6 separate regions of the Mus musculus genome follow, and regions 2, 3, 4, 5 and 6 are each linked to region 1. The links are chromatin loops, found by intact Hi-C in ENCODE. Cell type or tissue: left cerebral cortex. All regions are shown on one strand.

Evidence for each region. Peaks named below come from ENCODE experiments on the same cell type or tissue, not always from the same donor. Only the 100,000 strongest peaks of a DNase experiment are listed, where the experiment ranks them.
Region 2: it touches region 1 in a loop (2.3-fold over the local background); 3 of 42 quality-filtered maps call a loop at or near these places.
Region 3: it touches region 1 in a loop (2.7-fold over the local background); 7 of 42 quality-filtered maps call a loop at or near these places.
Region 4: a loop joins it to region 1, with 2.8 times the contacts of the local background. A loop is called at or near these places in 3 of 42 quality-filtered maps.
Region 5: a loop joins it to region 1, with 2.7 times the contacts of the local background. A loop is called at or near these places in 3 of 42 quality-filtered maps.
Region 6: a loop joins it to region 1, with 4 times the contacts of the local background. A loop is called at or near these places in 10 of 42 quality-filtered maps.

Annotation. Positions count from the first base shown.
Region 1 is chr6:90,985,693-90,990,692 of GRCm38, forward strand. It overlaps a transcript of Iqsec1 not described here. Among named protein-coding and RNA genes, the nearest start is that of Gm38860, 22 kb to the right of the region's middle. In left cerebral cortex, a CTCF peak has its summit at 3,050; DNase peaks (open chromatin) are centred at 1,360, 1,696, 1,937, 2,185 and 3 more places; H3K4me3 peaks cover 3,212 bases; H3K27ac peaks cover 2,251 bases.
Region 2 is chr6:90,912,120-90,917,119 of GRCm38, forward strand. It overlaps a transcript of Iqsec1 not described here. Among named protein-coding and RNA genes, the nearest start is that of Gm38860, 95 kb to the right of the region's middle. In left cerebral cortex, CTCF peaks have their summits at 1,908 and 2,124; DNase peaks (open chromatin) are centred at 853 and 1,861; H3K27ac peaks cover 2,325 bases.
Region 3 is chr6:90,878,407-90,883,406 of GRCm38, forward strand. It overlaps a transcript of Iqsec1 not described here. Among named protein-coding and RNA genes, the nearest start is that of Iqsec1, 71 kb to the left of the region's middle. In left cerebral cortex, a CTCF peak has its summit at 2,155; DNase peaks (open chromatin) are centred at 2,207, 2,486 and 2,795; H3K27ac peaks cover 1,291 bases.
Region 4 is chr6:91,114,784-91,119,783 of GRCm38, forward strand. It overlaps Nup210 (nucleoporin 210), which reads right to left and starts at 2,043. Exons shown (of 40, transcript NM_018815.2): 1 at 1,835-2,043. The coding sequence starts at 2,001. Gm30364 (a long non-coding RNA gene) reads left to right here and starts at 2,438. Exons shown (of 4, transcript XR_003956467.1): 1 at 2,438-3,402. In left cerebral cortex, a CTCF peak has its summit at 2,269; DNase peaks (open chromatin) are centred at 323, 1,792, 2,188 and 2,563; H3K4me3 peaks cover 1,626 bases; H3K27ac peaks cover 1,497 bases.
Region 5 is chr6:90,922,672-90,927,671 of GRCm38, forward strand. It overlaps a transcript of Iqsec1 not described here. Among named protein-coding and RNA genes, the nearest start is that of Gm38860, 85 kb to the right of the region's middle. In left cerebral cortex, no CTCF peak of the experiment used is centred here; DNase peaks (open chromatin) are centred at 2,320, 2,701, 3,017 and 3,499; H3K27ac peaks cover 2,237 bases.
Region 6 is chr6:90,807,825-90,812,824 of GRCm38, forward strand. It overlaps Iqsec1 (IQ motif and Sec7 domain 1), which reads right to left and starts at 2,299. Exons shown (of 14, transcript NM_001134384.1): 1 at 1,944-2,299. The coding sequence starts at 1,966. In left cerebral cortex, a CTCF peak has its summit at 2,407; DNase peaks (open chromatin) are centred at 630, 953, 1,400, 2,392 and 2 more places; H3K4me3 peaks cover 2,787 bases; H3K27ac peaks cover 4,523 bases.

The DNA of each region.
Region 1 (5,000 bases):
AGAAACTGACAGACATGGGAAGAATCTAGCCTGCATGAATTACCTACCAGGTGCCTATTGCGTCCCACCACCACCACCTCTGTGTGTGTGTGTGTGTGTGTGTGTGTGTGTGTGTGTGTGTGTGTGTGTTACCTTAGGGAAAAAGAATGGGAGACAGCTAGGCTGATTCCTGCTTTGTGTGCATTTAAAGGAAAGCTGGGATGAGGAAAGGTCCTGTGACCTGTCCCACAGTCACCAGCTGGGATGTGCAGAGTGCAGAGCTGGGCCTTAGTCCCAAGTTCATCTACCCACATTCTTTTCTTTATGTGGCATTATTTATCTCTTCTGTTCTGTGGTTCTTCCTGAATCACCAAATATTATCTCTGATGGTTCTACATACAACAGGTATTTAATAAAAGCTCTCAAGGGGCATTACTCACCACACACTCTTTCACATCTTTCATATCAGTTACTTTATTTACATAACCCCTGACACAACCAATCTATGTTTGGAAAAGCAGCCCCTAGTGCCCCAGGGCCCTATGCACACAACAGTTAAATACGATCTCATCTCAAAGAACTAGAGGAAGGATATGGGGTATCTCCTGCCAGGAGAGGAAGAAATTAGTACTCCTTTTCCTAAAGGGCTAGGAAATTAGTTGCAGACAGGAAAATGGGTCTGGTATGCTCTGTCTTGAAGGGACCCTCCTGTTTCTTGTCCTAACTGCATTCCTCACAGCGCCTTATCATGGGGTCTACATTCCAACAACATAGAATGTCCCAGTCTGTGAAAGCAGTAGATTCTCTAGCCTGCTCCAAAACTGCTAGGTCAGAATCCACATTAAGCAAAGAAGCCCAGGCTCCTAGTGTGAATATTCAAGTTTACAAACTGCCTTGGATCTAGACTGTAGAGAAAAAAACTGTGCTGCCTCTTGCATTCCTTAAAGGTGACACTATACTTTTTTAAGGTGACACAGGCTTTGGCTGTGCCTCTAGTAGGGGAGAAAGCAAAGCCAGATGGTCTCCAAGGTGGAATCTTATGAAATAAAATTTCAGCATTTGCACCCCTGACCTCCTCAGCCAAGACCACTGTCTGGATGGACAATGGAGACTCCCCCAAGGCAGGGAAAGAAGCCTCTGCCCCTCAGAGTTCTCCTGTCCACATCCTCCAGTTGGTCAGTAGGGGTGACTTTGAAAGAATATATATATATATATCTCCTGGGATAATGTTGTGAGGCATCAGCCGACCAACGTGTGTCACTGTTCCCTATCAAAACAGGAATATGTGTCCCTGTCCTGGTGCCCCCTCCCTAAGCTTCGAGAGACTTCATTTCAGCAGCCCAGACTTTCCTCTCCATTCTTGCATCTAGCATGGGCTGACCCACAGCTTCTGTGAAGGGGACTAGTGAAGAGCCTCAGAACTAAAAGCTTCCTCTATGTGCTCTCAAGTGGAAGCAGAAGCTCTGAATTAGGGACCTCAGTTTGGAGCTAGCCACAATCCCCTACCTCCCAAATGAACAGAACGTAGGGGTGAATATAACACCTCAACCTGCCCTCTACAGAGCCACAGAACTCAGCCACATTCTGGTGTTCCAGACCCTCCACCCGTACACACAATTCTTCTCTTCTAAAGAATGGACCAGCCCTAGCATAAATGTTCCAAGCATGCTCTGTCCCATGGCCATAGCAGGATGCAGCGGATGTAAGGTAGGAGAAACGCTGTCTCTAGTGCTTGGCTTCCCACTCCAAGGAATCAGATTCCCTATCTGGAGTGAGTTTAACTCCCTCCTCCAGCATCGCATGCCCAAAGACTCTCAGGTCGCCTATTCTAGAGCTACTGACCACATCGAACACTTTCTCTAGTTGACCCCTGACGGTCCCAAAGGCAACCAAAGGAGTAGGCAGAAAGCTTGCTGCAAACCAGACAACTCCATCCCAGCATCACCTAAGCCCCCAGCCTAGAGACCGAGCCCCGCCCAGATGGGCACAGAAGACTGCCAGCAGGGCTTCGGCACCAGCACCCAGAAGAGGCGAAGCTGCTGCAGGCTGGAGCTCCCGGGACGCCAGGGGCCAGGGCGATGGGGCTGTGCCTCCCCGGCGTCTCCTTAATCCTCGGTCCGAAATAGCCGGGGTAATCTCGGGTCGAGACAGGGGAATTAGTGTCTTGGGGGAGGAGGACGAGGCCCCGGGGCTGGACGGCGCAGGGTCGGTGTGGAGAGCACTAAGCATGAGTGGCCCAGGCGGCCCCGGGCGAGCGGGCGCTGCACGCGACAGCCGCTCGGCGAGGTCAGGCCGGATGGCAGTTCCGGGAGGTCCCGGGTGCAGCAGGGTCCGGCCGAGGGACTCACTCCACAGCCCCCTGAGAAGTTCGCGCGCCCCCGGCACGCCCGCTCCGCCGCTCTGCACTTACTTGTCGCGGCGGCAGCCGAGCTCCGGGATGGCGCCCAGTGGCGAAGGGCCCGGGTCCGGGCGCCGAGCGCACGCGGCCAGGTGTCGCCGGTGTCGCTCCAGCAGGCCGGCGTTCTCACGGCTCAGCCGCGCCACTTGGCGCTCCAGCTCCTCGATGCGCCGCCGCCGTTGCGCCAGCAGCTCCTGCTGCGCCGCGACGATCCGGGTCAGCTCCTGCAGGTACTCGGCTGCCGTGCCGGGGGGCTCGGCGGCGCTCGCCATGGTCTCCACGGCGGATGGCCGCGCCTCAGGCGAGCGGACAGCGGGGCGGCGGCGGCGCAGCCATGGCTGCGCGGTGGGGACGGAGGCGCGGCACGGCGCGGCGCGGCAACGGGGCTCGGCCCGGGGGGCGCGGCGGCGCGGGGCTGGCGCGGCTCCGCCTCGGCTCCCGCCTCCGCCGGCGGACGCCCAGTGCCTCGGCGCCTCCCGCTTCCCCGCGCCGCCGCCACCCCGCTGCCCGCTGCCCCACCGACGCTCAGGGGCCGGTAGGGCACGGAGCTGCGGCCGCCGCGGGCAGACGAGGAGTTTGCAAAGTGCCGGCTGCGACGCGAGAGGGAGCGGGAGCCCTAAGATCGTAGAGGGAGGAGGTGCCTGTGAGAGAGGGCGCCGCCTGCCGGGCCCGCCTCTCCACCCGCGCGGCGTGCCGGGCTCCTCAGTGCCTCAGCAACTCGGAGCCACCACTGCTGAGCCCCTCAGCCTAGACCCAGCCCCGCCCCCTAAGCTCTTGTCCCTAGAGCCCCGCCCCCTCAGCCTCAGGTCCCTCCGCTCCTATCCTAGCGCTTAACTTCAGCCCCGCCCCTTTGGCTCCTCAGCCCAATCCCCTAAATCCATCAGTCCCGCCCCCTCATCCTCTAGTCCCTCAGCCAGGCTTCCTTCAGCTCCTCAGCTTACTTCTTTCGCCTCAGCCCTGTTCCCTCCGCGCCTCAGCTCTGTCCAGTGAGTCCTTCAGCCCCGTCCCCCATTCTCCTCAGCCCCGCCCGCTCGGCGCCTCAACCTCTCTTAAGTCCACACTTCTATGGCTTTTTGCCCTTCAGCCCCGCCCCCTCAGCTCTAGGTACCGCCCCGCTCCTTGGTCTCAGCCCCGCTATCTAAGCCTCCAAGTCCCACCCCTTCGGGGCTCAGCCACGCCCCCTCGGTGCCTCAGCCCTTCACTCTAAGCACTGCTCCTCCAGCACGCCCCGCCCTGTCCCTCAGTACCGCTCCCTTCATAGCCTCAGCCCCTCAGCTCCCCCACCCTTAGACCCTCCTTATACTCCTCCTCTTAGCCTCAGCCTTTTCCTCAGTTTCCCTCAGTCCGTTGTCCTTCCTCATGCCTCAATCCCTTATCACTTCAAGCATTTCAACCCGGTCCTTTAGCGAGCCAGGCGGGTGTGTTTTCAGAGCTTCTCAAGTCTGTTTCTTTCAGTGTGCTTGAGCACCTTGGCCCTAAGCTCTTAAGCACTCCAGCTCCTTCTTTCTGGTCGCCCAGATCCTCATCACTGAACCCCAAGACCCTCATCCCTCGATCCTCAGCTCTTCAGCCAGCACACCACTACCCCAGCACTTCCTGTCCACTCTTGCCAGTCACACTGATGTATAAAGGTTTACTTAAATGAGGAGAATTCTATGTTAGTGCTACTGATCCATGATTTTAGGTCGTGCGAACAGAAAAACAAGTAACTCATGTGCAGTTTGGCATATTTACAGGTCTACATCTGCTGAAACACTGCCTCTTCCTTGTGCAATCAAAAGATAGCCAGAAAGCACTGTGACCTACAGCAATTTACCTTTCCTCCTAGTCTCAGCTTGCTCAGGCATAATACTATTTCTTGATTGCTAGAATCTTCATAATTTTCATATGTCAGATTTCTTTGAACAAGATTTATTTATGTTTTGTCTTCTTGGTCTTAAGGGTTATTTCCTTTGTTTCTTGTTTTCTAGCAAATGCTTTTAAGGCTATTAATTTGCCTCTGGGTAAAGCCTTAACTACATCTCTGACATTTCTAAAACTGTACCACGTACATTTTGAGGGCATGGCTGTTGTTAAGGCTGACGTTACTCTGGCACTACACTGGCTTCACTAACTCATATTTGTTGATATCCCCCTGAACCCTCCTGGGGAAATTCCCTGGGCATGCCTACAGAGAGGGGAAGAATGACAGTAGAGCCCTCCCTGGGATTCTCAAAATCACCAAGGTCTTTTCTCTCAAGCTATTACATACACGTCACTCTAAATGAAATTTTTAATGTTATCCCTTGTTACTAGGCTACTTGACATGCTTCAAAAAAAATCATGTTATCTTTATAAATCTTGTAACTATCCTGTGAAAAGCAGAGTCATGCCATATCCCATTTGTATATGTAAAGTGTTTAATGTTTTGATTTTTTACATTTAAAATACTCATAATTTTGCAATTATGTTTTAATGTATCAACTGTCTCCAAAAGATGGTGCTGGCTTCACTCCATCTTAAGGGAGACCTGACCTTGGAGTCACGCTTGTATCTCTTGTAGTGTTTGGGACTGAAGGGAAATCAAACTCTGAACCCTGGTACAGATCAGTGAGACTAGTGAAGGAAGGAGCAATGCCCACAT
Region 2 (5,000 bases), 74 kb before region 1:
ATCCAGAAGGCAGGGTTATTTCTCAGTTTCTCCTGGAGCAGATCATTTCAGTCCCCTAACAATTCTCACATCAGGGCACTATGACCCTTGAGGTCACCTGTGCTTTCTTTTGGAGGAAGTGGACTGCTTTCCCCACCCAACTCAGCCAGCCCAGCTTCACTCACTGCACTGTCCTCCTTTCTGATTGTTCCTTGTCTGCTACCCAGGAGCATATATTCTCTCTGTTGCTTATATATTCTGTCTGTTGCTGTTACTAATTTATATCTGAACTCCTGAAGAGAGCTGCTTTGACCCGCAAGTTTTTTCCTTCAGTTTTTACTCTTCCTATTCATCTCATCCTGATTTTTATTTAAATCTTCTTATTCTGAATTACTCAACTGAAGTTCCTTTTAATTGTCTTAGACTGTGAAACAATTATGAAGGAATGCCTTCTGTTCTTTCAGATTTTTTTTTCAAGGTGGTGTTTTCCTTTCTTACAATGATCCATCCCCATCCCCTCCTAGCTAGCATCAGATTTAAAATGTTCCAGAAAAATATCTTTACGGTGAATCATATCATATTGTCAACAATATAACCTATTTTTTACTCATAAAAATAGCAATATTGCATATTTCAAGTTAATATTAAGAACACACTCAGCAAACATTTGTTTATATGCTGTTTAGCTTTTTTAAAAAGTTACCAGATTATAATGCTTCCTAAAAATTTCAGCATTCATTTCCTAAAAAGAAGCTGCCCTACATTCAAGATTCTATGTTGGGCTCTTTATTTCTGCTCCTTCCTTCCCTTTAACTTTCTCCCGTTCTGACTCGCTTTATTTTCTCCTCCAGCGTATTTGCATGGCCTATTCCATCTCCCACGTGTTAAGGCAGATCTGTGCAGGTGCTCCATGTTCTCTAATGGGGTTGGCATAGCTTCTTTGCTCATCTATCACTGCTGGGACAAGCAACAAGGCTCAACACGAGGCTTAGTCTTGGGGACTAGCACCCAGACCCTCTCCCAGGAATGAAAGGCCAACAGCGAGGGGCACAATACTCAGGGTGACTGCAAACCATTACCATAAGATTCCTAATCAGCCCATTTACAACAGGTTTGAGACCCAAATTCCCAAGTTACACAGAGGTCCAGTACATCAACTTTAAATCTCATGTCATCTTGACATGACATGCATTTGACCCATGATACATTATGTAGCTTTTGAGATGCACGGGCATTTTTGCATATCATCATAATAGATGATGGGGCCAGGCATGGACCACTGACAGAAGTGAGTCACCAACACACCCCAAACTCTGATGAATCTATACCATGACCCTGAGGTTATGGGTGGACAAACAGGTAAGCTTTGGTATTTCTGTATCTAATCTGTAATTAGAGAACCCCACCTAAGTTTTCTAGAGGTAGACGTAGCTGTAGCAGCCCCTGTTGTTACAATTTAAGTTACTGTGAAGCCATGTATGCATGGCCATTCATCTGATCCTTTCACTTGGCACCCTATATGTCTCTCTACAAACCTTACTCAAACCAAGCCTTGATCCCATGCCCCACCCAGTCCAGCCAACCTCAGAGTCTCTGTTTCTTTCCCTCCTGGGCCACATCCAACCCCATCAGCTAGTTCTAGCACCTTTATCCCTAAGACCCATCATTCATGTTCCTCTTCTCTGCACAGTCATCACCCTGACCCGAACCTGACCATCTCTATCTAGTCACAAGAATGTCCTCCCTTTTGCCTGCCCTACCTCCAGTTGCCATTTCAACTCTGCTCCAGGATCCATCCCACAGAGCACTTTGATAATGTCACCGCCTACTTCCAACCTGCCTATGGGTTCCCTTCACATTCTGCATAAATTAAAGTTCAACACAATCTGGGTCTGTCCCCCATACTTGCTCTGCCCACATCAGCCTCTTGGATGTTCCTCAAGTACTCCTTCCCCAGCATTCACAGTGGCTGCTCCTTCCTCTGGAACCCCTTCGTCTAGCCCCTTCTCATGCTTATTTCTGCCACTCGCTGTGCTAACACTGGCTTTCCCAGCAGTCTCTCTGATGACCGTATCTAAGCCACGCTCTCAGGACATCCCTGTGTGGTCTTTGTACCTCAGCTGTCTCCTCTCTTGCCTTCTACTAAGACATAAGGTCCAGAGAGGAGAATGTTTTCACCACTGTACCCCAGAGTGACAGGCATCAGGTGCCCAATAAATGCACCATGAATAAATGAATAAACAAATATTTCTACCGAGGATATCTCTCTGTGACTTACCAATCAATTCATTTGCCAAACCTTTTGGGTTTAAAGTCTAGACAAATGTTTGTGGTAGACAGAAGCATAGTAAAGAGAGGTGGGTACAACTGTATGTAGTAATATAAAGTGAGTAGATGCCATATGCTAACCAAGGATAGGACAGCACTCAACGAGTAACTGAGCAGGAATGGCTGGAAAATGACGTGAAGAGGGACACCTCTCTTGTAGCCTCTCTGAAATTCCCCTCTGAGGGGATAAACAGTAGTTCTGAGGCCCACAGACACAGTCTAGGATCTGGCCACTGTGCTGCCTCTACCCCAGGACCTAGAACTCTATGGGCCCTCAGTGTACGATTTCAGCAGCATACCTCTGCACATGGTGCCCATTACTACTCATTTGGAAAAACCTTGGTTCAGGACCCACTTGAGGACACTTTCTCTCATGTCTGAGCCTGAACTCAACAAATGCAGCTTTTGCTCGACTCCTGGCTCATGATTTCCTGCATGGATCATGTTCAACACTTCCCCAAGTCAGTTCATGCATGACACCCGCCAGGGATGGCTACAAGTTTCTGAATTTTCAGAAGCAAGGCAGGTGGTTATACCCAGACCCTGATATCATCTTGCTTTATATCTATGAGCCAGCAAGATCTACCCTCTGAGTCTCACTGTCTTTCCCTTAGAAGATTCATAGGCAGCCCAGGATGAAAAGGCCTCAAGTCACACAGAGCAACAAGACCAGGCCTATCACAGTTCACATTTGATCAGTGGCTAGGGTGAAGGTAGTTGCTGCGGAAAAACATTATCCCCGGGCTGGTGTTCTCAAGGTGGCTCCAGCAAGAGTATGATTACAAAGGTGCAGCTCCCAGATTGGAGTGAGAAACACAGAGACTCAACAACATGCAAGCTGCTTGGTGTCTCCAATGTCATCTGTCCTAAGTTAGATGGCTATTGCTCCTTGATGCAGCTCAGAAGAGTCAACCAGCTTGTGTCAAAGGGCCAAAACTTGTATCTTTAGATCCTGGACTCTGACTTAAGTGGCTCCTGTTGCCTGACCCTAGTTCACACTGGGCACTATGAGGTAAGAAGTGGAAACAGCTGTACATGTTCAGGTGCTTGCTCTTGCATCCCTCTCTCCCTTCTTCCCTTCGTCCTCCTCCTCCTCCCTCACTCCCTCTCCCTTCCCCCCTCTATTTCTCTCCCTCTCACTCCCCCTCCCTCGTCTCTCCCTCCTTCTCCCTCTCTCCCTCCCTCCCTCTCCCTTACTTAGCCTCATCCTCCACTTCCCTTTCTCTAGCTAATATGGTTAAATTAGCAGAGATTAAACGTGCCTGTGCTGCAGTTTCCTGTAATGAATTTCTTCCCTTGGGTCCAAAGCGCCAGGCAGTATTTGCTGACCAGCTGCAGATCCATTCCATGAGGCTTCTGCAGGCACACTACCTCCTTAGTGCAGGCTGTGTTGGGCCTTCCCTTCTGGACAGTTCAGACTGCTGTTTATTAGTAGGTACTACTCTAGCTGACCAGAGGCATCCTGAGGATCTTCTTGCCTTCCATGACCCTAGGGTCTGGGTCTGCTAGAAGCTCACTGCTGTTCCTGTTCCCTATTAGACATGCCAACCCCTCAAAGATCTCCTGGTATACAGGACTTGGGACATCTCGTGTCCTGGGGCTTTTTAAAGTGCTAGGCCACAACTCACTCCTCCTTTCAGACTGGGTACATGCAGTCTAGAAGCACAGGCCAATATTGGATGCTGCAGCTTTGCTCCAGTTCCCAGAGCTGGATGCAGCCTCAGTCCAGGTCTGCATCTGTTTCCCTCTTATGGTCCCTGTAGCCATGCTCCTCCCCTCTTCTCTCCGCATTTCCCTCATCAGAATGGAAGGAGGCTATTACCCACACTCTCCTTAATATCCTGCAGTAGATGATCATGAGGTGCAGCAACATCACACACATGCTGTGTGTCGCCTTGAGCAGTCACTTCACCTCCAGAAGCCTCAGTCCCATGAAAGACAAGAAAAGCTGTTGAGTGAATGAATATGTGCCTTGGAGACCAACACCCAGGGCTTGTATCCCAACTCCACCCAATGTCATTAGTGGTTTTTGATCCCCAGATATGTTTCCCTGTGAGTACAATGTAAATTACTATAATACCTCCAGCTGTGAGGACCCAGTGAGATACTGGGAGGTCAGACACCAGCACATAATAAGTTTTCAGTTGATGTAAGTTGCCCTAATGAAGGCCTTGGATGCCTTCAGGAACCTCTAGTTTGGCCTCTAAGCTAATCTGGCACACATCTATATGTGGGAAGTTGCTTCACCTCACTGAGCCACCATGAGAAAGACAGCCAACCTTGAGTCCCAGACCTACTCCTAGGCACACAGATAGCAAATGCCAGGCCACTAAGCTTCTTGTCTTGTGTGTCATCCTTGGGAAGAGGGGACTCATTAGTATTTTAGGGGCCCCAATAACTAGAGAACTCCAGTTCACCCAGAGAAGCTGTAGCAGAAACAAGACAACATGTAAAGCCTTAAAGGTAAGGGCCAGCATCTTTTCCTCATTTCTCCAGGAACATCTTGGTGTGTAATTTCAGTGAGCATTCAGTATCCTTAGCTAATATGCAGTGTATTCACCTTGCTTTGACCCAAATGGGGACATTCCTAGGAAGAGAGAGAGTCAGTAGTTCCCAAAGTCCTGCAAACATATGTTGTCTATGGGAATGTGTAGAGGGTCTGGCCTGCTGGGAACCGAAAGTTTCCTTATCTG
Region 3 (5,000 bases), 110 kb before region 1:
CCAGATCAGACTGGCTTGTGGCCAAAGCATAAGAGGCACTGTCTTGATGGATGATTGATGTTGCAGGTCTCAGACAATTGTGGGCAGCACCATCTGTAGGCAGATGGGTTTGGACTGTATAAGAAAATTAACTGAATGTGAACCAGTGAGTGAGCTAGTAAGCAGCATTCTTTCTTGGTTTTTCCTTCAGTTCTGCTCCGACTTCTCTTGATGATAGATTGTGACCAGGGAGTTGTAAGCTAAAATAAAATCTTTCCTCCCACAAGGTGCTTTTGATCAGAATGTTTTATCATAACAACAAAAAGCAAACTAGGACACCTCCATAACCTGGCTCCCCTTAGTGTTTGTGAGTCCCCCTGTGATTGCTTTGTATACTGTCAGGGACCTTGGTCACTCTCTTTGAAATCACAACCAGTATGATCTCTGTAGGAAAGTCTTTTGTGTGAACTCCTTGCCACTGCTTTCAGGATGTCTCCAACTGTGGGTGCAGTTCAACAAACATGAAGATGGAAGGCATTTGCTATCTTAGTAATTTTGAGGTCCTGTATCATGCAGCCATAGATGATTTACACATGGCTTCTTCCATTACCTCCCTCATAGCACACGGAAGGCAGCTTCCACCTAGCTCCCACTTGAGGCTCTTCACTGCTGCCTATCCACTCAGTAAATGCCCATCATGTCCACTGTGCAGCCCCAGGGACTTCTTGTTATGTTGCTGAGTTTCAGCAAGGCCATCTCAGACAGGAGCCCTAGCAACCTCGGATGCTGCAAAGCCAGGAGATGCCAGGTAACAAAGCAGAGCTCTTAGATGCCGGTCTGTCTAGGATACCACCCAGTACTGCTCCAGATTGGCTTCCATGTGGATTCTAAAGTAATTTAGCCTGTGTGAGCCTTAGTTTCCATATGGATTTTAGAAGGGAAAAAAAAACAATTAGTCTTCAAGAATATAATAAAGAGAAAGCCCAGGTGTAGCTGCCAACAAGCTGTGTTATTTGCCACCTGTCTGCAGGTAAAAGGGAGACTATATGGTGTTCCAGCTATGAAGCTGCTTTGTGGCTGCTCTGTGGCTGATTATAGAGCTTACAAAGATAGTGGAGACTTCTGAAACAACTTCAGCATTTGAAGAGCTGGACCACACATGGGCCTGACATGGAGCAAGTCAAGACATATCTGTGGTGGGAAGTTATGGCAAAACAGCTCATTCCTCATCTCACATTTGCAAGATGGCCCTGAGTTGAGTTGCACTGCTACTTCAGGAACAAAAGCAGCCAATAGAGAAACAAAAAGTTGAAAGCTGTGGAAACTCTGAGGAAGATGAGCTCTCTGTGATTCATGTGTAGGTATATACATGCATGTGCCCATATGGGCATGCATCTATGCATGAAGAGTAATATGTAAGCTTAAAGGTAGGCATGTGTTCCTGTATGGGTATGGGTCCATGTCTTTGTTTTGCATAAATATGCACATTAGCATACATACATGCCAATTCATATGTGTGTTTGATGGCTACATAGGTATAAATGTATGTGGAGGGATATGCATTGTGCCTGTGTGGTATGTAGTAAGTGTGTACTTGACTATGGTTCTGTCATCAATGAACATGAGAAGAGGCAGCAGAAGATCAAAAGCATTCCTGAACCTACTGGCTCCTTCCAAACAAGATAAGCACTCAGAAAAGGATGGATTTCAAAATTGAAGGGAACAGGTGATAGGTCACAGCAGCTAACCTCACACTTGCTGACAGGTCTTAAGGCCAAGATGATCCATTCACTGTGCATGTGCTGAGGTTCTGGATGCTATAGTTTATGTTGTCTGAGAGACCAGGAGGTGAGCAGTGATTTGAATGGGGAAGGACAAGGACAAAGTGGAGAAGGTGGGTCAGCCCAGCTAGTATCAAGTTGTTGCCATGCTTCACCTGTTCAGGGCTTCAGCAAGCAAAGAAGGCCAGGTGCTGGTAGTTGGCTGCTCAGGCTGGTATACACTGGCATGTCCAGTCCTTGTGAGCCTTACTAGACTTCAGCCCCTGCAAACTGAAATCTTTATTTCCAAGACAGCTGTGGTCTCCATGGGGGCTCTGCAACTCTGAATAAATGCCTATACAAACAAGGAGATCCACATGAGCAACACAGGGTAGCATAGAAAGAGCCTCTGGGTGGCAGAAGATACAAGTGTCTGCTTTTCACATAACAGCTGACACCAGGGTCCATGCTTATACGTCACAGTCTGGGATTCCATGGCAACAGCCGGGTGGGTAAGTTGTTCAGGCTGGTCTGTTCTCTGATATGGGGAATCCAAACTTGATCCCCTTGAGTACAGTTCTAACACCCACAAATAATCCCCCATAGGCAAGAAGGGATTCTGCCGTCTGCAGGGAAGTGCCAGGATTAGTATAAATTCAAGCCTGAAGCTACCACCAGTCTTAGCCTAAGAAAAACAAGTAAAAATCAAGTGTAATCTGCCACACGAGGTCATTGCTGTTAAACTCTTCAAGTCCATGGCACACTGGCTTTCCTACGCATCTTTTGCCGTAGTGGAAGTGCTGCAGCTGACTATGTTCTGTGCCAGCCTTACTCATATGCTCCCTCAGCCTCTCAGACCAAGGTTTGCCCCTCTCCATCCACTCTGGAACACTTTGCCCTGAACATTCAATCCAAATTCTACCCCAATGCTCACAGCCAGGAGACTCAGATCTGCTCCCCTCTATTCCCCTGCCTCTTAGGAGTCTGATAATACCTCTGGTTGCCTGTTTCAGCCACACACACTCTACTCTGTCCCCAACTGCTGGCATCCCAACTTAGAAACTGCTGTCCGCCTGCCCGGGAGCTGCTCCTGGCTCTTGAATTAAACACTTCTCTTCTATCATTCACACTCCATTCCAGATACCACCTCCTAGGATCCAGACCCTCCCTATGTTCTCCTCTCAATAGCTTGCTCAATCTAATTATGATTCCACACCACATTCCCCCACCTGTCTTTACAGGGACACATCATACTCTGAAGCAAGCTATCCTAGTTGTCTATCTGCTTCCTGCCTTCTGCTTGGAGAGGGTAGGTAGGGTCTGCCTTATTTACCAGGATGTTTCCCATGGATTTACCGTGGAATGCTTCAGAACATTTGCAGCAGCAATGTCACAGGGCGGTGCCCACATTCATGTCACCCTTCCTTGCTATTGTACAGAACTATCCTCCAAGCCAATGTGCTACCATTCTCATCAGATCATCAGGACCCACTTGCTAAATATTATCATGGCTGGCATTCCCTCAGAGAAGGAGGTGTGGGGAGGGTCATCGGACCCTTACCTGAGTAGCCAGCCATTCCTCCCAACCAGCTATATGCAATGAGGCCAACAGCATGTGTCCTCAGGAACTCAGGGAGGAGCCAGGATATATAAAATGGAGAAGACTAAGGGAAGAGGGCTCCATCTATGTGCCTATGGGGAAGCCATCATCCCTGCTGAGGCAAGACTTTCCAGTGTGGACTTTCTTGGAGTGGGAGCACCCATAATCTTGTAAGTAACTTCACACCTAAGCTCTGTAAGGAAGCCCAATTAACTCATTGGCTTCCCAGAGTGAACGTGAGTGGAATCATGCCTGCTTTTCATTGGGACTTTAGGGAGGGTAAAAGATGTTGTATAGCTGGGCGTGGTGGCACACGCCTTTAATCCCAGCACTCAGGAGGCAGAGGCAGGCATATCTCTGAGTTCCAGAGTGAGTTCCAGGCTACACAGAGAAACCCTGTCTCATAAAACCAAAAAAAAAAAAATGTTGTATATAACTTGCTCATTTTTGGATGCACCCCAATTTCTGAGCACAAATACAATGCAGGGGACATATTGGTGCCTGCTAGTCCCTGCTTCTAATGATGACCTCAGATAGTGGGCTCAGAAGTACAGCTCAAACAAAGCAACTGGATGCTCACAGTCCTCACCATGCTACATCTCCAAGATTCTGAACTAAAGACATGGCAGCAGCCCCACCAGCCCTGGCCATGAGTAAACAACATTCAGGTCAGCACTGCCCAGTCGTCATCCAGGGATCAAACATAAGTCCAGAAAGCCTGGGTAAGCACAGATGTGCATTTCCAACAAGTTTCCAAAAGAGGCCTCTGGCAACCCGTCTGCATGCTGCCTTCTGGTTTAAACAGTGGTCAGTGCCTGGGCTACACACTGACACAGCCCCTTGTACTATGCCCCTGTCCTCCTCATGGCCCTCTCCTAGCCCATTGGCTACAGACCTAGTAGAAAATGCAAGCTGTTCCCCACCTTACAGATATAGGGGACTATCTTCATATGGCTGAGAGAGTGGTTTCGTGTGTGTGTGTGTGTGTGTGTGTGTGTGTATGTAAGTATGCATGTGAATCCATGTGTGTACTGTGTGTGTATGTGTGTGTGTGCTCGCGCATGCATGCATTCAGTGGCACAATCCCCAGCTACACCATACCTGCCCCTCATGCCTTCTGTGTCCCCACTTCATTCATGCTCTCCTGGTACAACAATAGCTTCATATCTAATCTGTTCTTATGCCAGCATCTACCTACACACATCAAGAGCCCCTCACTGTTATCCTCTCTATTAAGTTCAGTGACTTGCCCCAGGCCACACAGCAGGCAAGTAAAAGAACAGGCACCGTGTGTTTCACACATCTCACTGTGATGGCAGCTGCAGGCTGCACTATTCAACACATCACAATAGCTGTAAGTAAAAGAGAAATAACTGAGCAACAAAAACATGGCAGCATTTGGGATGCACCACATTTGTCTAGTCCTCCCTTTGTCACAGCTCCTTCCTGATATCAGCTCCAAGAACTCGTTCCCTCCTGAAGGAACACCATGGGCACAGGTCACACAGATGGACACTGATTATGTCAGCTATTTCCTCATAGTGACAGAAAGCTGACTTGCATCGCCACAGTGACTCTTGCATTGCTGTTCCCTGGGAGAAAGGCCCTGTGATGAAGTACATCTCCTTGTACCCCCAGGCCTTGACTCTGAACTCAATCTT
Region 4 (5,000 bases), 130 kb after region 1:
CACCCCCAGGGCCTGGCAGGGGTTAAATTGTCTTTGTTTTTCATCTCAGAGACTTGAAGTACTCCTGGATAAAGAGGCCATCTCCTCCAGGGAGAGATGACTGCAGGTGTGAGTCTTAGCTATCTGCCAACTCTCAAAGCCTCCAGGATTCTCAAAACTAAAGCAACGAGTGACTGTATTCAGAATAACATTTCTGATCTATGCTTGACTGACAGACCAGCTTCCGGTTGAGTAAGGGGGAAACTGCAACCAAACACCTTCAAAGAAGACACTTTTCAACCACACCTTAGGATGAAAGCCACCAGACACTAAACAATCCAGAGGGTACTTGGCATGCGTCTGAGGTATCTGAGCTTTTGAATGTCTTTCCCAGTCCTCCTACTGAGAATATAAAAATCTGCCAAGACCCATCAGCAACTCTCAGGAAAGTGCAGTTAGAGAGGAAGTAAAGACAGAAAATGTTATTCTAGGAAGAAACATACAGAACTTCCTAGGAAGCAGCACACAAATACACGCCAGGAGATTGATTCCCTTGGAGCCAGCTGTTTTAAATAGTCAGCTTCCTCTCTCTGGCCCATCTATCAAGCAGACAACTTCAACAATGGAGTGAGCATGTATCCCTCCAGAGTATTAACAGCTGACCTCCTCACTCAAAACAAAGCCCCAGAGAAGAATAAACACTTCCCCTTGGGTAAAGCATTTACTCCAAACTGCAATGGAAAGACTCTGCCTCTTCATACTCCAGAGGCCAACCTAAAGACACTCCAGACTGACCTCAAAGCGGCACTACTGCCTCAGCCTCCCTAGTGAAGTAATTATAGAGGTACAGTGCCACCCCCTATGAGGCAGACTTTTAAAACAAATTAAATTTGAGAACTACATATAGCAGAATGTGGCTCTGAGCTCTGGGCATCATATAGAACATTAACACACACACACCTAGCTAGTTAAGCCTTAGCCTAGATCAGTGGTTCTCAACCTTCCTAATGCTGTAAGCCTTTACTACAATTCCTCTGTTGTTGAACTGTACTAAAACCATAAAATTATTTTGTTGTTACTTCATAACTGTAATGTTGCTACTGTTGGAATCATAATGTGAATATCTGACAGGAGGCCCCAAACTGGGTTTTAACCCACAGGTTGAGAACCAATGACCTAAACACATTCTTAAGGAGGCTGGCAGCAAAATGTAGCCTGAGAGAAGGAAGGGACTATGTCGCACTAGTGAGGGTGTGGGTCAAGGGTGTGACCTGATCACACCCTACTCAGCCTGCACCCAGCAACGAGAAGTTCTCCCTTCATCTGCCTAGCCAAAGGCTGGACCGCAACACCCTGCTGGAAGCCAGGTCATCAAGGCAGACCCTACTCCACCAGCATCTAATTCCTTTGCCTCCCACTTCTGAGCTGGAAAATGGTCCTTTCATCCAAGATTTAATGACTCTCCCTAAGTGGCTTAACGGGTGTGGTGTGTCTCCCACAGACTCCTTGCCCAGGTCTCTACAGACACTCTTCTCACACCAGTCAGGCGCCAGGGGTGAGTCCCACCTCCCCCGTCTCCCACAGACTCCAGAGCGTGGCTGCTCAAGCTGGAGCTCCTCAGGGCCCTGACAGCTGGGGACCGAGGCCACGTGCGGCGCTGCCCTCCATGGCCCGCGATCACAGCCTCCTCTTCCCGCGCAGCCCAGACGCGAGTGGCCCAGGCGCCATGCGCAGAGAGAGAGCGCGCGCGCCGCGGGGTCACGCGGGGCCGGCTGGAGCGAGCACGCCACGCACCTGCGGCCCAAGCCCCCTCCCGCGCGCACCTGCCGCCTCCCGCCGGGCCCGCGCGCCTCACCAGCGGTAGCAGCCCTCAGAAGCTTCCAGAGTGAAGTTCACGCGCGTGGCCCGCGTGAAGGGCAGCAGCACCTTGGGAATGTTAAGCTTGGCGGCCGCGGCGGGACCCACTACCTGCAGCAACAGCAGCGCCCAGAGCGCCGGCTGCACTAGTGAGGCCCGCGCCATCCTCCCGGCCTCGCTAGCGCCCGGGCGCGCGCTCCCGCGCCCTCCACCGGCGCGCGCTGGGTAGCAGGTGGCCGCGTGGGGCGGGGCGAGCGCAGTGATGGGCGGGACCGGCGGGAAAGCGGAGAGCACGCGCCTGGTGCTGAGCCCCTAGAGCGCGCCGAATCCTGCGAGCTTTTTCAGCCCCGGAGCCCGTAGCGCGTGGCCTAAGGCCTCTGCCGCGCGCCCGTCTCTGGTGGCAGCCTTCCAGCAGGCTCGCTCTTGTTCATTCCGCCTTGTCTGGAGCCTCTGGCGGTGGAGCCAGGACATAGCACTAAGACAGGCGCCCTAGGACAGTGTGGAGCGCTCACTGATTAACACCCCCCCCCCCGCCCCCTTTCCAAAGCCACACTTCCCCAGGGGCCAAGAAGGTCTTGAGATATTCCGGGATCAATCCATCAGCAGGACAACACTGGGAACTTCCTGTTAAACAGCCCCATGGATGCTCCAAGGGAAATATCCGAAAGGTTAGTGAGGGAACAACACGTCCCTGAAAGTAGACGGTGCAACCTGACTTCAGCTGCACTAGGACCTGGATCGACCAGCGGGATCTGGAAGAAAAGTGACAGGCTGATGTCATGCATAAACAAAGACTTGAAGCTGAATTTCAGGCCGGCTGGGGAAGCCTCCTGGAGGAGAAACTCTCTGGAATGGATACTAAGGTCTCGCTGGGTTTCTGAGAGGCCACCATTCCTAGTCTATGTAGTTTTTGTTTGTCAGTTTGACACCAACTAGTGTCTTCTGGGGAGAGCAGCCTTAATTGGGAAAATACCCCCATCAGATTGGCCTGTAGACCTGTTTATGGAGCATTTTCTTAACTGATGATTGATGAGGGAGGGCCCAGATCACTGTGGGCTGTGCCACCTCTGTAAAGGAGGTTCTGAAGTGTTAAGAGAGCAAGCTGAGCAAACCATACGGAACAAGCCAGTAAGTTGTCTTCCTCCGTGGCGCTGGCTTCAGGTCCTGCCCTGGTTGAGTGCCTGGCTTCCCTCAATGATCCAGTGTGGCTGGGATAAGGAAGCCGAATAAACCCTTTCCTTCCTAACTCGCTTTTGCCTTGGGACATTTGGATACAAGGAGGGACATTTGGAGGGCACCCTCAGGCCCTAAGGACCCTGGACCAGGAATGGGGGTGAGAGGAGCTACCCAGAAGAGGACAAGTCTTCCAGGCTGGGTACCACGTGCTACAGGAGGAGGGAAAGTTCCACCATCCTCTTCCAGGAAATAAAAGAAAAGCAACGCTCCTCCAGGGTGTCTGTGCAAACTCTTCCTGCGCGTTCTTGGTGATGCTTCATTGTTTTTAGTTTCCAGCGCTGGAGATCACACACCCGGCTTCACTCCTGAGCCTTTCATGCTTTTAACCAGGTACTAGGATCAGGTGGCTAAAATTAAAGAGGTTCGAAGGAATTCACAGTGACAGATCCATTCTTCATCCAGGACCTGCTATGGGCAGCCAGTGTCTTCCACATAGGATGCATTAGTAAGTTTGAGAGTGCCTGGATCCCATGGCAGGCAGGTAACCAAGATACATAAAACAGACCTGGTAGGACACAAGGAGACTGTAGTCTTTAGACCATTATGATCACAGGACCCTTTGGTTGCAGTTCTCTGGTTATCCAGACGTCAGTAACATATATATATATGTGTGTGTGTGTATGTGTATGTGTGTGTGTGTGTATATATATATGTGTGTGTGTGTGTGTGTGTGTGTGTGTGTGTATGTGTATATATATATATATATATATATACATACATTTATTTATTTGTTTCTTTCTGTTTATCCTCAGAGCCTGAGGGTGCCCTCCAAATGACCCTCCTTCCATCCAACTGTCCCATGACAAAGCAGCTTAGGAAGGCAAGGTTTATTTGGCTTACTTATTTCAACCACACTGGGTCATTGAAGGAAGCCAAATTGGGCACTCAAGCAGGGCAGTGCACACAGAGGTCAGAGGAGAACCTGTGGGAGCTGGTTCTCACTCTCCACTGCAGCAAGGGCTCTTACCCACTAAGCCATCTACCTGGCCTCAGTCATGGATATGTAAGAGAACATCAAGGCTGAAAATGATGATAACATGTTCTATAAAATACATTTATCCCAGAGAAATAAAAATTGATGTTCTCACAACCCTGTGGGTAAGATGATTCATGGGTTAAGCCTAAACTGGCTGCAGCCCAGAAGTCCTTTGATAGATGAGTTCACTGTGGCAGGCTCATAATATGAAATATTATTCAGCAATAAAAAAGAATGGGTTGTTGAATTTTCAGATGGAAAAATATTTAAGGTTACTGGGACTGGAGAGATAGGTTGGCAGTTAAGAGCACCTTTTACTCTTGCAGAGGATCCAGATTTAGTTCCCAGCACCCACAACTGTGAGTTCCAGTGCCAGGGAACCTAGCACTCTCTTCTGCCACAGTAAGTGTGTGAAGGTCAGAGAGCCACTTGCAAAGGCAAGTTTCTCCTGCCACTGTGAGGGTCCTGGGAGTGGTACTGATGATAACAGGCTTGGCAGCAAGCGCCAGTACCCACCGAGCCATCTTGCTGGCCTCTTCACATAGTATTCTTGAGATGATAAAGTACAGGAAGGTCTAATGGAGGGGTGATGATGGCCAGGGAGTAGGGTGGAGTGTGGCTGTCACAGGCAAAGAGACTGTTTTCAGGGTGTTGGGGATGTAAGTTGGCCTCACTTAGAACAGCCCTCTGGTTTCATAAGCTCTTACAGTTGGAGAAACAGGTAGGGTGCATGAGACTTCTCTACATGAATCCACAAAGAGAGGGAAGAGAGGGAGAGTTGTACTTTAATATAGGCTTGTGAATGCCTACCCATGATCCCAGGATTGTGGTTTCTAGTGTGGGCCACATATAAAGACCCTGTTATGCAAACAGTGAAGCCAGTGGACACACTTACTGACTGTGTTCCTTGTGTGACCAGGGCATTCTCCTTCCCAAGAACAATCAGTGGTTA
Region 5 (5,000 bases), 63 kb before region 1:
GGTCACTGGAGTGATCCAACAACATTGGCAAGGTCAGGAAACCAAGCAGAGGCACCAAAGCACCCGATCTAGCACAGCAGGAGCAACTTGCCCCTTTTTAGAGGACGAGGAGGGAGCATCTACTTGGGTCCAGAAGTATTGCATGGTGCCAACTGTGGCTGGGGACAAAGGAACAGCAGAAACAGAACTGGAAGAATGAAATCCAGCTATTTGGCTCACTGGTCTCCTGTTGCACTTCTCTCTCATCTGTGGACTTGCACAGCATGAGCACAGGTTTCCAGGACAAGAGGCATGCAAAGGAGACAGTGGATCCTGAGGGACAGACAGATGGACACAACACCCGATATACTCTCTCTCCCTCAGAGAATCAGAACACATTTGGATTCACAGCCTACACATATATAGTTAATTTTGCTTGTCTCTACTCATCCTCAACTTTACCAATTTTTTTTTCTGGTAACTTTGGGTTACAATGAAGAATTAAAAACAATGTAGGACATTGGGGCTGGGGTCTGTGGCACAGTGGTCAAGGACTAGCCTAGCGTATACTAGACCCTGATGTTCTAAGGATCAAAATCAAGCAAACAAAAACGTATAGAACATAACATAATTAATTTCCAATAACTGGCATGACCATGATTCAGGATTTTTTTAAAATTCTATTTTCTTTATTCTATAACTTCCTAATGCTATGACACTTTAATATAGTTCCTCAGGTTGTGGTAATTCCCAACCTAAAAATCATTTCATTGATACTTCATAACTAATTTTTCCACTGTTATGAATCTTTACGTAAATATCTGATATGCAGAATAACTGATAGGTGATGGGGGTTATGACCCACAGGCTGAGAACAACTGGTTTATAACCTGGCATGTGCATGCATGAGTGTACGTGTGTGTACGTGTATGCATGTTTGGGTTTTTTCTCTCCCCTTGCTGCTGGGAATTACACCAGAGCCTCAAACAATGCTAGGCAGGTACTCTACCACTGAGAATACCCTTACAGGGTGACCTCTACCATAAATCAGCTTGAAAAACGTCTCTTCCATAGATAAAACTCTTCGAGTCTGTTGACATACGATGCACTTTCCTTAATGATCCCTGACCCCTGGCAAGCAGTCACTCACTCCTGTCTCTATGGACAGATGTTTCCATGACAGCAGCCTTAGTACTGGCTCTCTCTCACTCAGCACTGTGTAAAGTTTACCAACAATGCAGCTTTGCCCATCAGGAGCTCCTTCTTCCTTAGAGCTAAGCAGTGGACACTGTATAGATGCACCTGTAGATCCAGCTTTCCAGAATGTTCCTACCCAGAAACTAAAAGGAATGTACTCTTCAGAAAGGGCAGGAGTGGGGCACCTCCACAACAATTTGAAAACCTTGCACCTGACCAGCTCTGAATTTCCCCGCAACCTGACTCATCACACCCACTCCCCAGGTTTGTTGCCTGGTCTCTGGTAATCACTTCATATTCATGCATAAGCAGTCTCCAGCCTGGGGCTGGAGAGATGGCTCAAGGATTAAGAGCACTGACTGCTCTTTGAGCAGACCTGGCTTCTATTCTCAGCACCTTCATGGCAGCTCACAACTGTTCGTTAACTCCAGATCAAAAGGATTCAACACTCTCACACACACATATTCACAATCCCTCACTGAACTGCTGTCCCATGGGTGCCATGGATGTTAAATATGCCCACTTCCAAATGTACTTGAAGGTCCAGACTCAAACTGATCATTCTTCTCATTCACAGATCCAGAAAAATATTTCTGGAGCCCTGGTGGCTGCAAGTTAGGATGGGCAGCCCCACCCTGGTAGGGAGATCCATTAAGCAGACACACCTCCCAGCGGCTCTATTAATATTCATTGCCACTTTACCAACTGCCCGCCCTGCCTTCCTGTGGGACCAGTGGAGGATGTGAAAAATGGACTCATTAAGATGTTAAATAATTCAACCACAAGCAGACCCTGCCACACGCCCTGCAGCTTTGCACTCACTGGGCAGCAGTGTGATGCCTGCCCAAGGACTGGCCACCTCTACAGGACAACATTGGAGCTGGGGTGGAGCATATGTGCTGACTTCTCGCCATGAAAAGGGGAGATGGCACCTCTTCTATGCATGTGCATAGCTGATTTCAGCAACACTGATGCCCTGAGCCTGGGGCGGGGGGAGAGGGGCACATATCTTTGGGATCTGCCTATTTCTGCTCTTAGGACACAAGTCCTAAGCTGAAAACACATTCATGCTATGAGCGCAATTTCAAATCTTAAAGGACACCTTAAGACTGGAGTTTGCCACTCATGTATCTGCTGCGTGGGAGTCATGGGAATGTGTGGGTTAGCTAAGACTCCTGAAAAAAGTCTAGTCCACTCAGCTCATCTGGATTTCTCAGTGCCCAAAATGTCAAATTTGGAAGCACCACTTCAAAAAAAAAAAAAAAAAAAAAAAAAAAAAAAAAAGGTAGCTTGTGGCTGATACTGTCAGTTTGAACCTCAAGCCAGGGAAGGGCAGCCCCATGGCAAAAGTTTGCTCTTTTGTAGCTCCTTCTGTCTACATTTTGCTGCTTAGCCTACACCCCGTGAGCTTCTACTGCAAATGTCTCCCATTCTATAATGATCATTTGTTGATGAATCTAGACTTGGGATCTCCCTAAAGCAGGGCTTCTGGACACTCAAGAAGGAGGATTCCTGGTACTTGCCAAATTCAATAACTAATAAATAAATGGTTTTCTGGTCAGAAACAAGATATAGCTTTCCAGCTGCTACTGGCTTACTCTGGTTTACAATGGCCTCAAGACCAGTGCCAATGTACACATACCCCCTGAAACCCAGAGGGGTGCCCCCACTAAAGAGATAGTCAAAAGCACAATGCCCACTCAGATACCCATATACTAGCCATGTAGGCACCCAGCCTCATTCACAGTCTAGCCTGGTACTGCTCTTGAAGCCACTTGCATCTATAGCCGCATGGACACAGTTCACTGCCAAACACTGCTTCTATTAATAGCTCCTGGCTCTGGGGACACTCCTCAGGCACGAATGCCACTTATTTCTCAAACCGGCTTCTCAAGCTGCCCACTCCATCCTACAGTTGCATAAAAGATGTCTTGAGAACAGCAGCAATGGGGTCTCAGGCCTGGGAACAGGGTAACCAGGATGAACTCACTGCTTCTAACTCTGAGGCCATGGCTCATACATACCCCTGGGCAGGAAGGACCCTACAAAATGACAGCATAAGAAAAACCTTAAACAAAGGTGGCAGGAACCCGGTGCAAGAGCAAACATCCTTTCTACCTCTGAAGCTACTGCCGCAGTCCTCTGTTCATGGTGAAATCACTCTGGTATTTTTTTCTAAGTGTGAAAGAAGTCCCTCTGCTTCACCTGCTGCCCAGGTACCTTTCTGGGCAGTGGCCCTCATAATCCACCAAAGGAAGACACAGTTTCTCCAGCAGACCCAAGAATCCTTTGGAAAGGGCCAGAGCTAGAAGAAGTTAAAGTTAGAACCAGGTCTCAGGACTGCTCTGTCGCTGTTACACAGATGCTACCTCTATGCTGCCAGTATCTCTCAGGAGGCCTTGTGAAGAAGCTGATAGATGAGGCCACCTAGGAAGCCCATCTTCATGAATCTCCACCCAACTGTCTTCTAGCCTACTTTGCCAATAAAGACCACCCAAATACCGCACCCCTAAAATACATTCCTGGAGTGTGTACTGGCTCTGGGTCCTCCAGCAGCTCCAGTGTGGTGGCATATGGCTTGGTGACTTCATGCATCAGAGGGACTAGACCTCCTTACAGAGGTGCCAGTGCCAGCATCTGCTAGAGACCCAAGAATCTCCATGCAATTAGCAATCTGTGGAATGAGATTGGATTCACAAATGACCTGGGGCCAGATGGTTCCCTGATCTAAACATTTATCACATGTCCCAGGAAGCATGAGTTTCCTCGGCCAGGATGAGGCCCAGTTCAGGGATAGAAGGCCTAGATGGGAGGGGCAGGAGAGAGAGAAGCATTTAGCCCTCCCCGCTGCAGCCTTCAGAGGGGTGCCTTGCCTTCCTTTTTACCAGTCAGAAACATGGACCTTAGCCACATTAAGTGTGAAACTTCTAGCATGAGACAATTCACACTGTGTAACCATCCCTACCTCCCATCTTCAGACGTTTCCCATTTTCCAAATTGAAACTCTGTCCCCACTAGATACTGACACTGCTTTCCCCTTCCAGCCCCTGGAACGTGCCATTCCACTTTCTGTTTCCATAAACCCAACTACGTCTATGAGTAAATCATTCAGAATCAGTAACCAATTTACACTACTTAAATATATTATCCTCCAAATCCATGCTGCAGCATATGTGAGGACATTTTTAAGTCCATAGTTTCTGGTCAAGAAAGCGGGCTGAGCAAGTTATGCGGAGCAAGCCAATAAGCAGAATCTCCACGGCAGTGGCTTTCAACCTTCCTTACGCTGTGACCTGTTAATACATATCTTCATGTCTCGGTGACTCCCAACCATAAAATTATTATTGTTGCTATTTTATAACTGTAATTTTGCTACTGTTACAAATTGTAACATATGGCTAGAGAGATGGCTCAGCCGTTTAGAGCAGAGGTCCTGAGTTCAATTCCCAGCAACCACACGGTGGCTCACAACCATCTGTAATGGGATCTGACGCCCTCTTCTGGTGTGTCTAAAGACAGCTACATTGTATTCATATACATAAAATAGATAAGTCTTTTAAAAGAAAAAATAAAAGCAAATTGTATCATAAATATCTGTGTTTTCCAGTGGCCTTAGGTGACCCCTGTGAAAAGGTCATTCCACTGCCCCAAAAGGGTCATGACCCACAGGTTGAGAACCATTGCTCCACGGCCTCTACATCAACTCCTGCCTCCAAGTTCCTGTCTAGTATGAATTCCTGCCTAACTTCCCTCAGAAGACTGTAATTCAAGATATGTAACCCAAACAAAACCTTCCTCCCCCAGTTGTTCTTTGTTTCAGTGTT
Region 6 (5,000 bases), 180 kb before region 1:
GAGAGATCCCTTGGCTGGGCTGAGCCCTGCCCTGGTCAAGTGAACTATGATAGAGAACAAACATAGGCTGCTAACTGCTAGTAGGTAAATCAGCAAGGCCTGCTTGGCTCCAAACCCTCTGAGCTGTCTTCCAGACTTCCCCAGCCAATTTGATTGTGATGGTTGATACCAACAGAATACGGGAGGGGGGGGGGATAGCTCAGCCTACAGAGCCCCAAGAGTTAAGAGTAGAGAGACCTTCAAGGAAAGGAGGTGGGGGGACCATATAGGTGCTGCCAACAGGGCTGCCTAAGGCTGTGTTCAGATGTAAGCCTCTGGCCCTCGACAGGTTGAATGAACCTTGGAAGCATAAAGGACTCTAAGCAGCGCTCCTGGCAAGATGTTTTCCATGAAAAGTCCAACATCTAGGCCAGTGCACACCAGGTTTTCAGAGGTGATTTGTCCAGTCTCCGTTTCCCCATTTTAAAATGGGGGCAGGGGTTGTCTTCATTCCTGTCCAGGCAAAATCTTTCAGAAGGTGTTCCCTAGCTTTGGAAACAGGCCCAGGGGCCAGCTGCTCTCTGTGAGAACTGTCACATTTCATGCTAATGACATCTTCCCTCCACAGCAACTTGCAGTGGCCTCTGCAAGTTGTCAGTTTTTTTTTTTGACACTAAAGGCTCCTGTGCCATTGAAGGAGTGGCAGGAGGAAGGAGGCTGCTGCCAGGAAAGTACCTTCCCCGAAGGTGAGAAGGTGAGATGAAGTTCCATGCTAGGAAGAGCGCTACTATTTCTGGTCTTGCCACGGAGAGCAAGGACCCTGTGTGGTCCCCTCAAACACCAAAGAACTCACAAGCTTTTCCAGAGCCTCCTGCAGGGGCCCAGCCTGATTATGCAGCTACAGGCAAGGTTTACTTTCCTTCAGGCTCATTAGCATGGGATCCGCCCCTCTCAGGAGGGGAGGAGGCAAGGCCTAAGGAGGGCTCAGAGGGCCCTTGATGGGGCTTGGGGGCCTCTTGGAGTTCAAAGCCAGTCTGAAGAGAGTTTGAATTTCCCAGATGACCTCCTAAAAACTGTTGCAAGCCTCCTCTCCTAGTCCTGGTGGCTGATCCCAATTCAAGAACGTCATGCCTTGCTTTTAAACCTTGAAAGGTCCAAGATTACCAAACTGTCTCTATCAGCTTCCAAGCACTGAGCAGGTAGTACTAGGGCAGACTGAGACCAGACCCAAGTCTCATTCAGTCCCCAGGGCCTAGAGTGCCCACATAGGGCAAAGGTTTCTCTTCCCAGAACAGCACCAGCAGAGCCCCCAGAGAGCCTAGAAGGAAGCTGGCATTTGAATCCCACTGCCCCCTGGGAAGCCTGGCTTCACTAAGCACAGCTTTGCTTCCATAAATACCCAGTCCCGTGATGTCACCACCCTAAGCCCGACTTTCACCACCTCCGCTGCTGGCATCAGGCCCAGCAGACGGGTGCTCAGTACCGGCACATTACACCTGTGCTTGACAGCTGGACACTGCTGCCACCTTCACCTGTCTATGGAGAAGGCCATCTCCTGCCACTATCTCAGCCTGCTGCTGGCCTTCCACCTGGCTTGGGTGCAAGCCATGGGCTTGCTGAGTATCAAAGCTTTCCCTAAATAGGTCTGTCAAGGGCACTGACAAAAGCCTAGACCACGGCCATGAGTCTGGGACCCTCATTTGTGGATGTGGATTAGGAGGAGGGTGCCTGCTTCAGTAGGGGACTTTCACAGCTCAAGGAAGACTTGCTGACTAAGATTCTTTTCCCCCTCATCATCAACAACACTGCCTTTGCCGCAGGGGTACAAACATTGGACGAAAGCTTGCTCCCCCTGGACGCCACCTGCAGAGCAGCCACCCCACCTCCACCAAGCCCCTCACTTCAACATGAGTAGTGGTCCTTTCTGCCTCAGGCTTTAGGATAAACTTGTCTTGCATACTCACAAATAGCGTCTTCGGCAAGCCATCCTGCCCAAGTCTGATTTCCTTCTCTCTCCTGCCTGGGCTGAGGAGGCTCAAGGTGGTTCAGAGGAGGAACAGGATGCTCAAGCGAGGTGGAAAGGAAGAAAATGAAAGCCAAGGGCAGTCACTTTCCCAGGACTGGCAGGTTCATCTAGATATGCTGGATGTAATGTGGCAGGGGGCTCCAAACAGGTCCTCCTACGCAGGGTTTACACTGTGCCCAGAAGCCTGGGAAGACGTCGAGTCACCATGGTCGCCAGGTTGGGCGGGGGCGTCTGCCTCGCTGCTACCTGGGACTTCCTTGGGAATTTTCCCTCCCGCACATCCGGGGTGGCAGTGCGCTGGGATGAGGAGGGGAGGGCTGGAGGAGGGGGGTGTCTGTGCCGGTTTGCTCTCGCAGCATCCGGAGGAGGGACAGGAGTGCAGGAGCGCCCCCTCCTTCCAGGAGCAACGTAGTGCGGCCTCGCTGGACCAATCGCCAAAGTGCTCGTTGCCATGGCAACTGCAGCATCAAACAGGGCCGCCCTGTGGGTGCGGCTGCAAAACCAAGAGCCCTGGCGCTGAGACCAATGAGGTGGCTCCTTCTGGCCCTCACTGGAAACCTGGAAATCTGTTGCTAAAATGCACTCGCAGCCCGAAGAATGTAATGATGGCATTGCTTTCCAGGGCAGCTTTCCCGTCCCTGGCATGGAAACATAGGAGCCACTAAACTAAGAACTCAGGAGATCTTGTGTCCTGGAGTTAGGGGCCATGAGACTTCAGCAAGCAGAGTGTCTCCTGGGAATTTCAGATGTGATACTGTAAAATGGGATCATGACAGTTGTGTAACTGGTTCAGGAGGGCTGACCACATACAGTAACTGACATAGCTTGTTATGCACACATCAAATCCTGAGGAGGCACGAGGGTGGGGGGGTGGGGTAGGTGGAGGGGGTCCTCATTCATTTAGGACTAACAGACACAGGGTGGCCCAGCCAGCACTTTGGCCTGAGTCTTCACTTGCAAAGCTGCCTCCAGGGAAGGTAGTGAGAGTGTGAACCCTCTGGATGAGGGTGGCAGTTGCCAGGCTATTTTCTTTGTTCCATTCTTTTAGCTTCTCAGACCCACTGAAGTTGGGGGAAGAGGGAGGCTTCACTCTTGAGTTCTGTTCTTTTATTACAGAGAAAATGGATCTCAGAGGCAATGAAAAACTTATGGAAGGTTACACAGCAAAGAGGGACAGAGGCCAGATGAGGAGGAACTCATTCATCTGGCGAAGTGTCCTTGTATGCAGCGTAGAAACTGCTGAAGCAGCTGGGTAGCCAAAATACAGGGGGCTCTAGGAATGGCCAGTCTTTCCATGAGAGCCCCCCTCCCCAGAAGAATGCTGTCATAGGAATAATTCAGATTTATGTAGGCTTAGCACATGGTAAACTGGTCCACTCTCTCTCCTTGATTGAGTTGCTCTGTATTTTATCAAGATCAGGATACCACCACAGCATCAGAAGAGGTCCTTCCAGAAATGTGTGTCATTAACCACAGCTGCTCATAAAGGCACCCTGGGGGGGTGTGGGTACTAACACCCCCACCTGTGTGCTTGTGCTTTCAAACTTCTTAAAGAGGAGCTGCTTTTCCCACTCTCATATCACAGACGAGTAAACTGAAGCTGTGATTGAGAACTGTCCACCCTGTGTGCACTCTGCTCTAAAGGCCCCATCCTGGGCTGCTTCTTGTCCTCCTTTTGGACCCATGACATCCATTGTATGCCTGTCTCTTTTCTGGCTGCTCTTCCAGAGAGGCACACACATCTTGATCCTGCTGTATTTTAAAGAAGAGTGAGTGATAAAGACCTCCACACTCAAAAACAGCTGCCAAAGCTTTCAGGCTTTGACAAAGCATTGAGTGCAGCACACAGTTGTTCTCACACCTGATGTTCTTTGCCTGGCACCAGTCAGATAAAGGAAACTCCATAATGTTGACATTCCAGCTGGTCTCTTAACTTGAGACCCCAGAAGTTCCTGAGTTTCAGGAAGCAACAGAAAGTACAGGAGCATGCTATCACCAAGTGAGAGTCAGACTGCTTGGTTCAACTTTGAAGATGTGAACACACAAGGTTTCAGAGTCACAGAAATGGTGTGGCAGACTGCACCTGTCCACTTCAACTGTGACCAGATGCCTGAGGTGTGAGTGAGTGGTAGTCAGCCTTGCATGACTGCCTGCCCCTGGGTAGAATTGTAAGACAGGACCACCCAACAATCTACATGTTCAGGCTGAGGCTGACATAGAGCATTTCATAGCCAGTTTCTGGACCCATGTCCCCATCTCATCCCTACAGTCTAGGAGAAGCAAACGCCTCCAGGGCTGGTTCCAGAAATTTCCTATCTAGGACTTTGCCTCATAGACTGGAAAATTCCAACCTGCAGGCTGATAGGGATATTCAGGCAGAGTGTCTCTGTCTTCCAACCTGTGGCCATCTGTCCCCTAGGCAGGAGCATAACAACATTTGGGAAGAGGGAGAGAAGGCTGCTGGCACATGACAAGGAGATATGCCAGTCTCAGTCTTTCCAGGCAGGCAGCCATGCATCTCAGCACTGGGCATTCTTCACGGGGACAGCAGCCCATCCCCCTTTTAGGCGGACACAGGACTAACTGTGGAGCTCTAGGGTCTGTACCCTTTTACCTGTACCAGTCTCCCAAACACAGACACTTCACACCCCAGCACTATATTTTTCTTTTTCTGAAGCTTTACATTTTCAGTAAGTAAAATGCAAAGTGCAGAAATAACACAATCATCTTTTCTTTTGGGACAGGGTCTGTGTAACATTGGCTGGTCTGGATTTTACTGTGTAGACCAGGCTGGCTTGGAATTCATAGAGATCTGGTTGCCTCTACCTCTCGGAATGTTGGGATGAAACGTGTGCTTCACCAGCCCCATCAAGAATGCCTGTTCATAAAGTAAGAATAGTCCTCTTCCCCTCAACCCCGCATCTTACTCCTCCTGCTCATCTCTGCAGTGGAAATGGTTCTCATCTGTCTGGAGTGCAGCCTTCCGGCACTTTTC